Regions from separate parts of the Mus musculus genome. Here all the other regions are linked to region 1. The links are chromatin loops, found by intact Hi-C in ENCODE. Cell type or tissue: left cerebral cortex. All regions are shown on one strand. Each heading gives the region's core, and the rest is flanking DNA. Links, peaks and the distances in the headings are about the cores only.

Evidence for each region. Peaks named below come from ENCODE experiments on the same cell type or tissue, not always from the same donor. Only the 100,000 strongest peaks of a DNase experiment are listed, where the experiment ranks them.
Region 2: a loop joins it to region 1, with 7 times the contacts of the local background. A loop is called at or near these places in 19 of 42 quality-filtered maps.
Region 3: a loop joins it to region 1, with 11 times the contacts of the local background. A loop is called at or near these places in 22 of 42 quality-filtered maps.

What each region holds. Positions count from the first base shown.
Region 1 is chr15:56,045,435-56,048,597 of GRCm38, reverse strand. No RefSeq gene overlaps it. Among named protein-coding and RNA genes, the nearest start is that of Gm46516, 120 kb to the right of the region's middle. In left cerebral cortex, for the core only: a CTCF peak has its summit at 1,513 (motif pointing right); a DNase peak (open chromatin) is centred at 1,557; H3K4me3 peaks cover 324 bases.
Region 2 is chr15:55,304,597-55,307,759 of GRCm38, reverse strand. It overlaps Col14a1 (collagen, type XIV, alpha 1), which reads right to left and starts at 9. Exons shown (of 48, transcript NM_181277.4): 1 at 1-9. In left cerebral cortex, for the core only: a CTCF peak has its summit at 1,307 (motif pointing left); a DNase peak (open chromatin) is centred at 1,279; H3K4me3 peaks cover 464 bases.
Region 3 is chr15:55,556,042-55,559,204 of GRCm38, reverse strand. It overlaps Mrpl13 (mitochondrial ribosomal protein L13), which reads left to right and starts at 1,893. Exons shown (of 7, transcript NM_026759.3): 1 at 1,893-1,947. The coding sequence starts at 1,921. Mtbp (Mdm2, transformed 3T3 cell double minute p53 binding protein) reads right to left here and starts at 1,797. Exons shown (of 22, transcript NM_134092.3): 1 at 1,468-1,797; 2 at 624-704. The coding sequence starts at 1,585. In left cerebral cortex, for the core only: no CTCF peak of the experiment used is centred there; DNase peaks (open chromatin) are centred at 1,644 and 1,841; H3K4me3 peaks cover 1,774 bases; H3K27ac peaks cover 850 bases.

The DNA.
Region 1 (3,163 bases), core at 414-2,913:
TCCTTTGTAGTACTGGGCTCTTGCTTTCTTCTTTGCAAAGCTACATTATTAAATTTGTAAAATACCCCTGAGTATTACATACTTTTACTTTGTCAGCATTTACCAGGGTCAAACTTCTCAGATTTTAGTTTATTATTTCATTTTTTTACCTAATGTTAATAATGCTAAATTATCTTTAGTTTTAATATTAATTTCTTGGTGTGTTTTTTACTCAGGCCATTTTACAGAAACTAACCGTACTGTTTTGCGACTTGGATATGTCTTTTACAGTGAACATATAAGTGGACTTTTTCTGGAATAAAGGTATATTCATTCAACAATTAACGGTGAGTGTATCTTATCATCTGAGGCTGCAGCTAGTTGTCCTGGGGATTCCCTATAATCTCTAAGGAGGCCCACAGACTCACCTGATTTAACCTGGATTTCTTTCCTTATCCAGAAACTGACCAGGACCTACAGTAGTGTGGACTTTTCTGAACTTTCTTCTCCATCTTCCTTGATATCATCTATTATTTGTACTTTGATTTCATTTTTAGGTACAAGGTTTTAGTAATTACTTATTCTGTTGAATCAGCAAATTTTTCAATTAGAATCGCCTCATCTTGTTTGTAAAGATAAGTTTAATTAATGCTAGGTCATTTCATCCATAAAAGCTTCTTAAATGAATATACATAAACTACAACGGAGACATGGAGACAGAAGGCCTAAATGACTCCCCTCCTTCTGAAGTAGCTTCTATGTCCCCCAGTATACCTCCTGAACTGTGGCAGGAGTCTCCAGTGTCATGACACAGGCAAGCCACATACTAAACCTGGGGAGTCCCCCCGGAGAGTGGTAGCCAAGCTCAGGTAGGACAGCCAAGAAGCACAAGCTGTAGCTGCCTACTAATCAAAGAAGTTGTAATTGTTTTAAAATATGTTAGGTCATTTCATTAAAAATTAACGTTAACTGTTGGCCTGAATCCAGAAGAGTGGGAAAATGCACTGTAGGGTGATAGTCCTAACACTTTACCCAGAGGTTCTCATGACTCTGTCCTAAGATCAAGAAAATCCCTATGGCTTAGAGACTTTGAGCCACTGGGTACACAGACAGAAACTGAATAAAGACCACTTTCCTCAAATAATGATGAGTTTAGTACAACCCAACACTTACAGTAATCGTTCAGATGGGACAAATCTTTACCATCCTCTAAAACCTGCCGCAAAGGGCCATGGGATTCTCTGCTGTAACACAGAAGAACTGCGAAGGTTATTCCACTGGCTTTCGTGGGTATTAATCCTACCCTGTTTAGTCTCTTCAGCTGGTAGGAGCCCTTTGGGGGCACGTTAAGATAGCACAAACGCACAGCCCTTCTCAAGAATATATATCACATACATATATTTTCACCACTAAAGTCTTATCATATGATCCGCCCTCTCTGAAGTAAGTCTGTTCTACCTGTGGGACCATTGGTATTCAGGGAAACAAACACCAAACACCCTAGGGCTTCACTTTGTCCGGTGTTACCACCTGGTGCCAATAGATGGCAGCAATACCAAGGGACTGCGTAGCCATGGCCGCGGGGAATGTTTTGTGTTACCTTTTCAGTCTAGGTTGTTTTGGTTTTAAGGGCTCAGATCTGTGCCCAGGAAAACATGGTGGTGGGTAGATAAACAGCCTGGAAAATCCTCTCTATTGTCTCACTTCATGTCTTCTCCCACTGTTTCCTGCCAGAGAACTGCTTTCTGGGGTCAAAATTCCCTCTAGGCAGAGTGTGAGGAAATACTAATACATTGCCATCTTCTGTCGGTCTAACACTAGAGTTTGATTGTTCTAATGATACAAGAAGGATAAAAACCTACTGGAGCAAAGAGTCTGTGTCACGTGGTTTGTGCGAGCATATTTGAAGGCGCCTTGGACAATACGATCCCTCTCCCCCTCCCCCTCCCTTCCCCCCCTCTCCCTCTCCCCCCACCCCCCCCCCCTCTCTCTCTCTCTCATATTTTTTTTCTAACTTTAGCCCAGATTGCTTCATTCAGGAGGACTTAAAATTGCTCACCTTACATAAACTCAAGGATAACGCACAAAAGGGAAGAAAGGGGGATTCCCATTGATGAGATTTGAACTAGATAAAATATCTGAAGACTTTCCTGGGAGAAGAAGAAAAATAAAAGGAAAAAGGAAAAAACAGTGGGTTGTCCTAAAGGAACCAACTTCCACTGAGCTGGGTAGAGTTCTCTTGACCAATAGTCGGCTCTGGTTGACTAATGAGAACAGAAAGGACATGATAACACAGCTGCCACAGAAGCAGAGACACAAACCCCACTGCCCTGTCTTCTTCATCAGTAATCAAGATGGTTTCTGAAGCAGAAGGAAGTTCTTCAAGGAACTGGTAGGCCTTGACAATGAAGTCCTTATCTTGACGTGGGCAATAGGGGTATTTCTGGTACTTTTGAGTATAATCTAATATTAGCCAAAATAGCTACCCGTCAAAGACAATGCTGCTAAGCATAGCTTCCCTTTTATTATTTTTGCATTCATTTTACCCAAATTCTGTTTTCTCACCTCAAGTGACCCCTCAAAGAATGCTCTATAGGAACCGAAAAGCCCAGTCTGAATCAGACCTACCTTGTTTCATGTATCGTTTTGTGTTTGTAATAAGCTTAGCCCAGATACTGTGTCTCTTTAACTCTAGGCCTGCCATTGTGTGTTGTTAGTAGACCAGAGTTCAGAGCTCGCTCACTATCACGCAAAATACATTTAATAATCATGGTATACAATCTGATAAGCAAGCCATCTTTCAAATGGACCCGAGTGTCCTCCAAAATGCACTTTTCCCTCTGGACTGTTCAGCTCAGGATCCACTGAGCTCATTGGTGTCAGTCTCCCCTGTCCTTGGGGGTTCATAGTACTTCCCCTTGGCCTTCTGCCATGCACGTGTTCCTCTGTCCTGAAAAGAAAATGGAAATTTTGGGCCATAGAACGTTTCAAATAATAGGTGCACTGATGCTATACTGTCAAATAATTTATTCTTCTGTGACCATGCACAATTAATACAAACGTGTGATTAGAGTACAGAGTTTATTCTCTGTGTAGGGAGGATCTGACCCCGTTTCAGTTGTATTTGTCTCAGGACTCCCATGATTCCAGCTCTCCCCACTTGCTGATGTTAGAACTGATCAGT
Region 2 (3,163 bases), core at 302-2,801, 740 kb after region 1:
GATAAGAGGAAAGAAACCGCTGCGCGAGCCAATTATAAAGCCAAAGGTGGTGGCGGGGGGCGGGAAGTGGGGAGACAGACCCCCACTTTCCCTCCTCCTCTCTAGCATCCCCGCCCCGCTCGAGTTGCAGAGGAGCCCGCCCCACTCCTCCCAAGTTCAGCCCAAGGACTGGCAGCCGACCCAGGTGCGCGTGGCAGCCGGGTATAGAACGCAATTGAGGAGCCCCTGGGTCCTCCCCACCCCCACAACTAAAGCAGTGCCCTGTGCTCCCCCCCCCCCCATCAGAACCCCCGAGTCACTGGGAAATCTCCAGCACTCGTCCAGGCTCCATCCCCAAAGATGAGTTTTGCCTTCCCACAGTGGGTCCCCTCTCCCTTGCTCTTCAAGTCCTAGGGACCAGCACAGTCGCCAAGGGTAGACATTTATTCAACGGGAATCGACTGGAAGAATGCTAAATTGGAGGGTTTTCTTGGTCGTAGAAACAAAATATGGACAGTTTTATGCTGTTGGACCAGCAGATCTCCTTTCCCCATGCTCAGAGATTACAGTCAGTAGGTTTGAGCGAATCCGAAGGACCCATCGTCTATAAAACTCTGGGGACTCTGGTCTGTGCGGGCCACGCCCTTTGAGAAGTCCTGTTCTGGAATGGCTAGAGATGCTCAGAGCTCTTGGTGGCTGGGGACTGGATCTGAGTTCTTGTCCTCTGGGCGCTTTTTAAAAGGTCATCTTCCCATTTTGTGTCAGGTTAGCAAATGCCCAGGCGTCCAGTGTCACACCAGAAGTTGTCATCGGCTCAAATGGAGAGCGGGAGTTGCATACACGCCGACCATTTGTGAGAAAAGACCAAAATGACTGTGATTTTGATCAGTTCCAAGAGCAGGCGGTAGAGAATCAGTGAGAGGTACTCTCATACGTTCCCGAACCTGCCTCCAAAATGCCCTTCTGAGAGCACAGGAAGGGATGCGCTACACCATTCAAGGTGATTCCCGAGACCTCGAACCTTCCAAGCTTAGGCTTTCTTCAAATTTGCGTACTTCACTCCAAATGTTCTCCAAGTGGCCTCTCTGCGTAGTTTCTGAACTTCGCCTTAAAGTGAAAAGGATCGCTATAGCCTCCTCCCTGAGACCCCGAGTCGGGATCAGTCTTGGCTTCAACTCCGCCACAGAGAAAGAAGGCTGCTTTGCAGCTTGAAGATCCTTCTGTGCTTCATTAATGTGCGCTATTCGCCCGGGTCCCTCGGTAGTCGAACGCAAAGACTAAAAACCCGCACGCGGGACTGCCAGGGTGAGAGCGCCACCTGCCGCCTGCGTCGGCTTGGCGAACTGAAACAGACTTTTCTGGCAAGTAGGAGCCTGAATTCAAGGAGTATTTGTTCCTTGGATATATGTCCTTTCCAATGTTTTACTCCTCAAATGTCTATTATTATCCCCTTTTAATAATGTACCAAGGTGCTGGTGACCACTGTAAACACCGTTCTAAATCCCTTGGGGGAGGTAGTTAGGAGTTAGATATGATATGGGAGAGGTAGTGCATTATTTAATTATGAAAATCCAAAAATGGAAGACTCTCTGATGATCATAAAATAAGAAATACATGTATAAACAAGTATGCAGAAAGTTTTATTAGACTTTTAGACGGGGTTGACAGGAGGACTCCTGGCCAGCCATTCTAGCCTTATTATTGAGTTCCAGGTTCAGTGAGAGACTTGATCTCAAAAACTCAAATGGAGAATTAACTCGGCATTAACCTCTGGCTTACACAGGAATGCGCACTCACGCACACACACTTTTACAGTTTGTATTATAAAAGTCATATTTTTTATTGTAACTAGCCTTTCCTTCATTGTCTTTAACTTTTGAATTGTGTTTGTTCCTTTGGGGGTTTCGTTGGTTTTGACTTTTTGAGACAGAATATCACTCAGCAGCCCATGCTGGCAACAAACTCTCTACAATTGTTCAGCATCCAAGAGCTGGAATTACAGAATAGTACCCGTAGGCTTGGCTTTAACGTTTGAATTATTGCCTATTCCTTTCCATTGACATCAACTTCAAGTTAATGCTGAAACAGAAGGGCTGTTTTCAATCCGTGTTTCAGTCCGTTGTGGTTGGGAATGACCTTCCAGCTCTTTCAAATGTGTCTACTCAGTGTTCCTTCAGTGGCTATCTTTTTGGTGTGGTTTGGTTTTCAAGACAGGGTTTCTCTGTGTAGCCCTGGCTGTCCTGGAACTCATTCTGTAGACCAGGCCGACCTTGAACTCAGAGATCCTCCTGCTTCTGCCTCCTTACTGCTAGGAGTAAAGGCATAAGCCACCACTGCCCAATAAAAGTTTAAATCAAGACCATGTTTCTATATGCTTGCTTTCTTTTTGTTTGTTTGTTTGGCTGGCTGGCTGGTTTTCTGAGATGGGGTTTCTCTGTCGCTGTGTAGTCCTTCAATGCACATCTTTAAGATCAGCAGTCAGGCCGAGCATGGTGACGCACACCTTTAATCCCACCCAGCACTTGGGAGGCAGAGGCAGGCAGATTTCTGACCAGCCTGGTCTACAAAGTGAGTTCCAGGACAGCCATGGCTATACAGAGAAACCTGTCTCAAAAAAAAAAAAAAAAAAAAAAAAAAAAAAAGATCAGCAGTCAGAGTCTAATGAAGTATTGAGAGCTGAATCTTGGAAACATTGCAAGAAGCATCCACTTAAAGTCTTCTCTTTTGGTCTAGAAAACACTGTATAGTTTTAGGACTTTTTCAAAGCTAACTAACATTCCAGCTTCCCAACACAGCTGGGAACTTTGGGAATATATCTATATATCTGTTCCTATCGTGGGTATAATCCTATTTCTTTCTTAGATCTACACACACACACACACACACGGGGTGGGGGGAGCCAAAGGGCTCCCCTGAAGCCTTGCACCTTGCATGAAAACTTTGTTTTTAAACCTGAATTTAAAAGCCTTGTTCTTTACTTTGGCAAATCTCTTTTGCTTCTGAGCTGACTATTCCTATACTTAAAAAAATTCATCTTATTCCATTTATTACATATCTTAAAATATATATTTTTTGAGATAGTGTCATGTGAGTTAAATAACATGTGCTTATGGATCTAACCTATAATAAATAGAAGTTATATTCACACACTGGGGTTGTCATTTCCTTTTTTTAAAAAAAGATA
Region 3 (3,163 bases), core at 302-2,801, 490 kb after region 1:
CAAATAGATATATTTGTAAAGTACCAATAGAACTAAAAGTAGGGAAGATTTCTTGCCCCCCCCCCAAAAAAAAAAGTAGTGAGAACTTCAGAAAGTCAAAGCAGATGACTCAAAGCTGTTTTTGCTTTAAGAGAATCAGTAAAATAGACAGGAAAACAACACCCACATGTGGTAAAGAAGGCAGAGTGGGAGCTGTAACGGGTTGTCTTTACTCAAGACAAGAACCCTTCCACAAGCAGGGCAGTGGTGGCACATGCCTTTAATCCCAGCACTTGGGAAGACAGAAGCAGGCAGATCTCTGTGAGTTCAAGGCCAGGCCGGTCTACAGATAAAGAGTTCCAGGAGAGCAAGGGTTATATGGAAGCAAAACTCTCACAATGGGAACCCAGAATAACTTTTATAAAAACTTACAACATTCAAATATCAGGAAGGAATAGTAATGTAGTTGAGGTTTTCTTTAAGATACCCCCATAGCCCTGTGCCTCTCAAGTCAACAAGTCTTTCTTGTACTCCTAGGTTATCAAACTGACTGATTTCCAAAAAAATGCTGTGTCAGACTTTGGGGGTGGGGGGTGGTGGTGGATAGGAGAGGAATTTCATTACCATTACACTTCTGTACTTACCAGGGAATGTACTGTCATCTGGATGGATTGAATCGCTGATGCTTCTCTTCAAGAGGTGATAAATATTGGTTGCGGTCAAATCTATAAAAATAAAGACCTGACTCAGTCATCTAACTCAAGAGTTAACATAATCTAGGGCCTGTTTCCATTTCACTATCAGAGGATCTGAAGGCCAGTAAGTTGTAGACAGAATACATGTTGACCAAGTCTATTCAAGTGCTGACACCGCAGAGAAAACAGCCAAGTCTCCTCATTTGTATATGCTAATCAGTAACAAGAAATCAAAACTTCCTTCCAAAAGAAGTATATACGAACTATATACATTTCTTCCTAAAAATGTCTGCTTAATCAAAACAAGGAAAACGTAATATTGAGATTAGTCAAGTACGCCAAAAAAGCAATGCAGCTAAAATCTTTTAAAGCTGGTCATTTCTCTTTTTTTAGTGTGGAATGTTTCCTTCATAGAATGTAAAACTCAGATCTGCAGAACCTATCATTTCTTTCTGTGCTTTCTTCAAGGTGGTAGGAACGCCAAGGGACACTTCTTTCTGCAAGCATACCTTCCCTAAAAGCAAAAATTCGATGACTATGCCACCAGAAGATTCAACCAGGCAAATATTCAGTTCACCAAGCACTTGGGACACTGGCATCTAATACCCACAACTTTATATCTTTTCCATTGACATACTACTGCTCAGTTCTTATAGAAACTACTTCAGAGAGTTAGTTGCACGTTCCCGGGACCATTCGACCTATGCGCCTCCCTCCGGGATTTCATCAGAAACTCAAATCCTTCGCTTCCCCGCCGCCGGTCGTTCCCGCCTCTTCTCCGCCCAGAGCTTACCGGGCTGTTTGTCGGTGCTCTCCAGGGATGTCGCCTCAGTGCCAGGCTCGATCTCCCCACCCGCCACGGATCGAAACTTCCCTTCCCTCCAGGTGACCAGCAGCAAGTACCGATCCATCCTCTTCGCGCCCGGACTCAGTGTTAGGTCTCAAAAGAGCCGCGCGCAACGTGCACTTCCGGTTTCCTGCCGCTCAGGTTGGCTGCAAAATAATGTCCTACGTCGGTTTTCCCGCCAATTATTGTGGGAAATTATTCTCTCAGGAGCCACACTCTCTGCTCCTCTCATAACGAAACCGCTACCGGCGGGGACCCGAGTGTGGCGGGGAAGCAGATGAGCGCACGCGACGGCAGTAGGAACCTTCATGCTCGGGTGTCTGTGTTTCCCGCCGGACCCGTGGTGCTGGTTCCCCGGCGGGGCGGGTGCAAAGTAAAGGACGCCGCGGGTCGGAGAGCATGTCCAGCTTCTCTAGGGCGCCCCAGGTGAGTTTGCGCGTTTCGGGCAGGATAGTGTGCTCAGTACGCTGGCGAAAATGAAGAGCAGTGTTCACAGGGATTTAGTGCAGAAGCTGAGCTTTCAGGGAAGCTGACACCCGTACCCAAGAAATGCTTTAGGAGTCACTTACCAGAGGGTTGTGAGTCTGCCTACCACTTGATATCTTTGTTTTGGCTCCTTTCTCTCCTCAGTCTGCCCCTTTCGTGTCTTTTGTTCCTTGCGGAAAGAGAGCTAAAGTGAAATAATAGGTTGAATGACGTGGGGCAGTAAAAACCACTAAAAGATGTTTATTTTTGTTTAGTACAGTAGGGGAGGGGGAAGGGAAGGTGTGGAGCTGTAGCTGATGTAGCGTAGCATGCCTGGGTTCCATCCCCAACACCGCATAAACCTGGAATTATGGTGCACGCATGTTATCCTAGCACTTGGGAGGTGGAGGGAGAAAGATCCGAAGTTCAAGGCCAGCCTTCTCCGATACTTAGTGAGCTTGAAGTCAAGCCTGCGCTGCTTAAGACTGTTTATAAAGAATGAAGACCTGTTGTAGAGTTTTGACCTAGAAGTCTTAGGCATCAGAAGGATCAAGCAAGCACTCAAGCCGCCAGGTGGAAGATAAACTGTTCACAGATGGGAGATCTTTGAAGGGCTAAAGGGAGAATTCAGTTAGAATTCTATTTTAGTGTACCACACAAAATACTCATTTTACAAGTCAGGCTGAAACATTGGAGTTCTAAGAAGTCCACAATATATATTAAAGATTTGAATGTGGGTGTAAAGAGAAACAAGAATAACTTTTAAGAATTCTGGTTTGGGCAACCGGAAGGCTGACTCATAGGGAATACTGAAACTGAAGCAGATTCTAGATAGAAGAGAAAGAATTAGTTTCTGATATGTTAATCCAAGACAACTCCTAGCCTAACACTACTTGAAGTACATTTCCTTTAAATGTAGTTGTTACCTGTCTATAATCAGGTAAATAACAGATGTGAATATTTAAAACTTTGACAGCAAGTTGACATGTGGCAGTATTTCTATTATTTATCAAGCTTTTTTAAAGTATTAGTTCACATGGAATGTGGTAAACTTGTCTTTTGCGTATGCATAGGCTAGTTTAAAATTTAGGATAACTAATATGAAACCACAAGCTTATAAGTGTATTTTTCTAGCATATAATCCTTGTGTATATGCATATGAAAGTACCTGGACAAG